Linked DNA regions of Homo sapiens: region 2 is linked to region 1. A link is a loop called in an ENCODE intact Hi-C map of the cell type or tissue named here. Cell type or tissue: OCI-LY7. All regions are shown on one strand. Each heading gives the region's core, and the rest is flanking DNA. Links, peaks and the distances in the headings are about the cores only. Region 1 has its middle 77 kb from the start of SNHG20. Region 2 overlaps LOC105371899 (a long non-coding RNA gene).

The links. A loop is a pair of places that touch in the nucleus more often than their neighbours do. Peaks named below come from ENCODE experiments on the same cell type or tissue, not always from the same donor. Only the 100,000 strongest peaks of a DNase experiment are listed, where the experiment ranks them.
Region 2: a loop joins it to region 1, with 3 times the contacts of the local background. A loop is called at or near these places in 5 of 110 quality-filtered maps.

The regions. Positions count from the first base shown.
Region 1 is chr17:77,009,912-77,012,822 of GRCh38, forward strand. No RefSeq gene overlaps it. Among named protein-coding and RNA genes, the nearest start is that of SNHG20, 77 kb to the right of the region's middle. In OCI-LY7, for the core only: CTCF peaks have their summits at 1,455 (motif pointing right) and 1,669; a DNase peak (open chromatin) is centred at 1,460.
Region 2 is chr17:76,956,489-76,959,399 of GRCh38, forward strand. All of the region lies in intron 2 of LOC105371899 (a long non-coding RNA gene), which reads right to left. Among named protein-coding and RNA genes, the nearest start is that of MGAT5B, 90 kb to the left of the region's middle. RefSeq lists an enhancer at 1,347-2,260. In OCI-LY7, for the core only: a CTCF peak has its summit at 1,437; DNase peaks (open chromatin) are centred at 683, 1,373 and 1,833; H3K4me3 peaks cover 2,320 bases; H3K27ac peaks cover 1,912 bases.

The sequences.
Region 1 (2,911 bases), core at 178-2,677:
ATCAAAATCATAAAGAAAAAACATTTTGAAAATAGAGTAAGCAGACCTGGAAACTAATCAAATAGATCTAGATGTAAAAAATATTTTCATTGAAATTATAAATTAAATTTCTGAGATAAATAGCAGAGAAGAGCACATCGAAGAGAGAATTACAGAAATAGAAGATAAATAAAAGGAAATCATCTAAAATGTAGCACAGAGATATAAAGAGATGAAAAGTATGAAAATATGAAAGCACAATAAGGAAATGTGGAAGACAGAATGAGTAGGTTGAGCATGTGTTTTATAGATTTAGAAGAGATTAAAGACAACGTGAGGTGGGGAGAGGCAAATTCAAAATGCAAAATGACAGGATTTTTCCATAACTGAAGGAACAAGTCATCAAAGTATCACATTATCCAAACAGGGTAAATAAAAAGTAAATACACATCTGGATACACTGTGGAGAAACTAGAGAACATCAAAGACATAGAGATCTTAGAAGAAACCAGCTGGGTGTGGTGGTTCACGCCTGTAATCGCAGCACTTTGGGAGGCTGAGGCTGGCAGATCACCTGAGGTCAGGAGTTCAAGACCAGCCTGGCCAACATAGTGAAACACTGTCTCTACTAAAAATACAAAAATTAGCCGGGTGTGGTGGCGTGTGCCTGTAATCCCAGCTACTCGGGAGGCTGAAGCAGGAGAATCGCTTGAACGTGGGAGGCGGAGGTTGCAGTGAGCTGAGATCACACCACTGCACTCTAGCCTGGGCGAGAAGGCAAGACTCCATCTCAAAAATAAACAAATGAAAAAACAAAACAAAACAAACAAACAAAAAAAGAAACCAAAGAGATAAAACTACTTGCCTAAAAAGAAATAACACTTTGATTAATAGAATTCTCAGCATTGTCCATGGATGCCAGAAGACAAGCCTTTAATATCTTCAAAGCACTGAAGAAGTGTATCTGTTAACCTAGAATTATATGCCCAGCTAAACTATCATCCAAAAGGGAGGGCTAAAATGGAGACATTTTCAGACAAAGGCAGAGAATTTACCATTCATGGATCCTCACTGAATGAACTATTAAGAAGTTTGCTTCCCTTGGAGTGGAAATTAAATCCAGGAGAATTTAAATGATAGTTAACCTAACAAGCATTGCTATAAATAATACTAATATTAATAATGATCATGACAATTAGCCCAGAAGATTAAAAACAAAGTGAAATTGGCCGGGTATGGTGGCTTATGCCTGTAATCCAAGCACTTTGGGAGGCTGAGGCAGGAGGATCACTTGAACTCAGGAGTTTGAAACCAGCCTAGGCAACATAGTGAGGGTTCATCTCTACAAAAAGAAAAAAGAAGAAAAGAAAAAGAAAAAAGACTATAGACCCTCAAAGTCTAAAATATTTACTAACTGGCCCTTTACAGCAAGTTTGCAGACTACTAGTTCAGAATAAAGTTCCTGGGCAGTCCGTACCACATGGGGGCAGTATAGCCTCATTACAACATCAAGATTCAGGGGACGAATAAAATGTGATAATTGACTACAAAACTGGAAGAAAAAAAGTAAAAATAAAATATTAGCCAATAATGGGCAAATCACTTGAGTCCAGGAGTTCAAGACCAGCCTGGGCAACATGGCAAGGTCTTGTCTCTATTAAACATATTAAAATTAGCCATGTGTGGTGGCACATGCCTGTAATCTCAGCTACTTGGGGGACTGAGGTGGGAAGATCACTGGAGCCTGGGAAGTTGAGGATGCAGTGAGCCGAGATCGCACCACTGGACTCCAGCTTGGGTGACAAAGTGAAACTCTGTCTTGAAAAAAAAGAAAAGAAAAAAAGCTAGCCAATAATAACGTGCAAGATGGGAGGACAAAATTAGAGAAAAGACTGATAGGTAAGTTAACAGAAGTAAGTCCAAATATATGAGTAATTACAATAATAGTAAATGTATTAAACTTGCCTATTAATTGACTGAGACTCCTAGAATGAAAAAAAAATCCATCTATCCAAAAGTTTTTTTGTTTTTTGTTTTTTTTTGAAACAGAGTCTCATTTTGTCACCCAGGCTCAAGTGCAATGGTGCGATCTTGGCTCGCTGCAACCTCTGCCTCCTGGGTTCAAGCAATTCTCCTGCCTCAGCTTCCCGAGGAGCTGGGACTACAGGAGCGTGTCACCATGCCCGGCTAATTTTCGTATTTTTAGTAGAGACAGGGTTTCACCATGTTGGCCAGGCTTGTCTTGAACTCCTGACCTCGTGATCCACCTGCCTTGGCCTCCCAGAGTGCTGGGATTACGGGTATGAGCCACCACACCTGGCCATCAAAAGTTTAAAGATACAACTAAACCCGAACAACACAGAAAGATTAAAAATAAAAGTTGAAAGAAATATGTATACAACAGAAAGCTGGTATAGCAATATTAATACCAGACAAATGAGTCATTAAGATAAAAAGCAAGTTGCTAGTCAATTATAAAATAAATAATTCTTCAAGAACTGTACTAATCCTGAGCCTCTGCGCATCTAACCATTTGGTCTCAACTATAGAAACAAAACTGAAGGAGAAACCACCTTGCAATTATAGTGGAAAATTTTAACATCTTTGTTACAAAACTGTAGCTTAAATTAGTAGGAATATAGAAGATTTAAACCACACAACTAACAAGCTTGATTTAGACATACATAGAAACTAAATATTCTTTTTTTTTTTTTCTTTAAGCAGGGCCTTGCTCTGTCACCCAGGGTGGAATGCAGTGGCTCAATCATGGCTTACTGCAGCCTCGACCTCCTGGACTCGAGCAATTCTCCCCACTCAGCCTCCTGAGTAGCTGGAACCATAGGCATGTGCTACCACACCCGGCTGTTTTATTTTATTTTATAGAGACAAAGTTTTGCTATGTTGCCCAGGCTGGTCTCAAACTCCTGGGCTC
Region 2 (2,911 bases), core at 234-2,733, 53 kb before region 1:
TCCCAGGTCCCAGCAGGACTGTAGGAGGCCAGCTGCCTGTGGAGGTCCAGGAGGCAGTCCCCACCCTGGGTTCTTCTCTTGGCAGCCAAAGCACCCTCTTAGCTGGGCCTGGCGGGGCTGGAGGCCGAGCAGCTAGACCTGGGGACCTGCCTTCCCTGTGCTCTGGCCCTGCAGCTGCCCCAGCTGCCTTGGCTGACTTAGAAGGCTCCCAAAGACCCTGTATGTTCCCTAACCCCACCTTCCCACACCCTCCCCTGGGGAAGATCTGACTTCTGGGAGGCAAGAGCCCAGGCAGTTTGGGGTCTCAAAAAAGAGGTCCGTAGGGTTTAGGTTTGTCCACCCCTTTCTGCCCGACCACACTGGCTCCTCCAAGTATCGGCCTAGCACTCTCTAAAAGGGAATCACGTATTCCCTTAAAGGGGGCGGGGCCCTCTTTTCAGGACTGTGCTAGGGTGAGGCTGCCCTGCTCCTCCTTGGCTGTGCAGGTGCAGACCCCACCACCCCATCCCAACAAGCCCGACTCAGAAGGGAAGATGGGGTGAAAGCCCCGTCACGGTCCTCGCGAGAGCCCCGAGCTCCTCACCAGGCTGGCACCTGGCACCCCAACCTGCTGCTTCGGAACTTCCTCTTAGTTTGCACTTCAGCTTCCTCCTCTGTAGAATAAGGGACATAATCCTGGGACACAGGTGTTTTGAGGACTAAAGGAGGTGAGGCAGGTAAGATTCCAGGTGCTGCCTCTGAGATGAGGTGGCTGTTGATGACTGCAAGACACTCAGCTGCTCTGGGGAGCCGCGCTGTCTCCAGGGGCAAGGAGCTGCCGCCCCTCCTAGCAGGAGAGCACAGTAAGGCTCAAGCGGTCCCTGGCTCCCAGCCTGCCGCCACCCAAGATTGGAAACCCCAAACCTGGGGGAACTTCTCACCGCGGCTGCTGGGGGGTGGCTGTCCTTGGGCAGAACAACACAGAAGATGCTGTGGGTTGAATTGTGTTCCCCCCAAAAGATGCATTGAAGGCACCCCTGGTGCCTGTGAATAGGATCTTACTTGGAAATAGGGTGTGTGCAGATGTTCTTCAATTTGAGATGAGGCCAGACTGGATTAGCAGAGGCCTTAAGTCCAATGACTGGTGTCCTTATCAGAAGAGGACCCGGGGACACACAGGGAAGAAATCCCTGTGAAGACAGAGGCAGAGATCAGAGCCATGCAGCTGCGCCAGCAAACACTAAGGCCTGCTGGTGACCGCCGGAAGCTGGGAGGGCAAAGATGGACCCTTCTCTGGCGCCTTCAGAGGGAATACGGCCCTGCTGGCACCCTGATGCTGGACTTCTGGCCTCTAGAACTGTGAGGAAATACGCTCCCGCGGTTTTAAGCCACAGCCGGTGGTAAGTGACTATAACAGCCATGGGAAGCTCACACAGAAGGGGTCAGACTTCTGCTGCCTTTCAAGATAATAAGAGGCTGAGCCACGCATCCCGAGTCGGGAGGTAAACGGCCCCCTAGCCAGGCCGCTGGCTCCAGCATGCAGCCCGCTTTGTCTTTTCGCAGAAAAGCAAAGTGTTTGCTGAAAAAAGGCATCGAAGGAAAGAGAACACAGCTCCCCAGGGATGCAGACCAGTCCCTCCGCCCCAAATAAACACCCACAACACAGACCTTCAGGGCACCTGGGGTGCAGAATCCAGGCGCTTACAGCAGGAGAAGGGGGTGGTCCCCAAGCCTGACTTTTCAGGTTGATTCTGCGCTCCTCTGGGACTGGGCCACTCTCCGAGTCAGCCTGAGATCATCTCCCTCTGAGTCTCAGCTAAAAATAGTCCAGGCTCCGACGTCTGCATATATTTGAATATTGGGCTCAAGAGACCGTGATTCTGGGGAAACGGTGCAGCTGGTTCCCCCTGATGTTGGAGCGTGAAGCCAACAGAGCACGTTCTCCCCATTAAACTCTCAGCTCCCACAGCTGCCCAGGCCTGACCACCAGCGCCTCTTCCTTAGAGACCCTTCGTGGGGTGTCTTCTCCAGTCTGGGGCCCCATGAAGCAGCCCAGAGCTGGGTGGGATTTGGCTTTTGGAGTGCTGGGAGAGTTTCAGGCTGGGGTCTGAGCCCTGGGAGGGCTCCTTGAGCCCACAGCAGATACCCCTGGCCCCCATGGCTCCCCCAGCCCCATGCTGGTGCCCACCCCATCCTTGGACCTCTGAAGGCAGAGGGTGGGTGGAGACTATGAATCCCCCGGCCTTGTCTCAAGCTGGACTTAGACACCCTCACTTTCCCCTCTCTTTTCCCTCTCCCCATCACCATCCGTTCAGCAAACATTCTCCCAGGAGCAGTGCTTGGTAAGGCACTAGGCCCGGAGGGTACAGTCTCCTGTCTAGTAGTGGCTGTGTCCTGAGCCCCTGTGTCCAGGGCTGGGGCCTGCTGAGGACTCAAGTGGGCTTCCTGAATCTGCTGGTGCCTGATTTTAATCAGTTCTGGAGACCGCTCTGCCAATATCTCTGATCTTCCTTCTCCCATAGTGACAGACCCTCTCCCAATCTCCCTGTGCTGGGGATGGGTGTTTTTGCTCTGTCCTTCCACGGAGACCGCAGAACTGAAGGGGCCTGGCTTTATGCAGGGGTCTCGATTCTGCATGTCCATCCCCCAGGCCACACCTCTCATCTCCGTGGAGGAGTCAGAGTCCAAGCCCTGGACCCCAGGACCAGGAAGCCTCGGCCTGCGCTGGCCACACTCACGCAGCCACCGTCTGGTTTTCAGCTCCTGGTTCACTCCGGCCCTTGGGCTTCCCCTCCTTCCTGCAAACTCATCTCTGCCTTAAGCTGGATGTGGATGCTTGTGGTTGTTCCTTTCCTTTCCTTTCCTTCCTTTCTCTTCTTCCCTTTCCTTTCTCTTCTTCTCCCCCTCTCCTCCCCTCCGCTTTTCTTCTCTT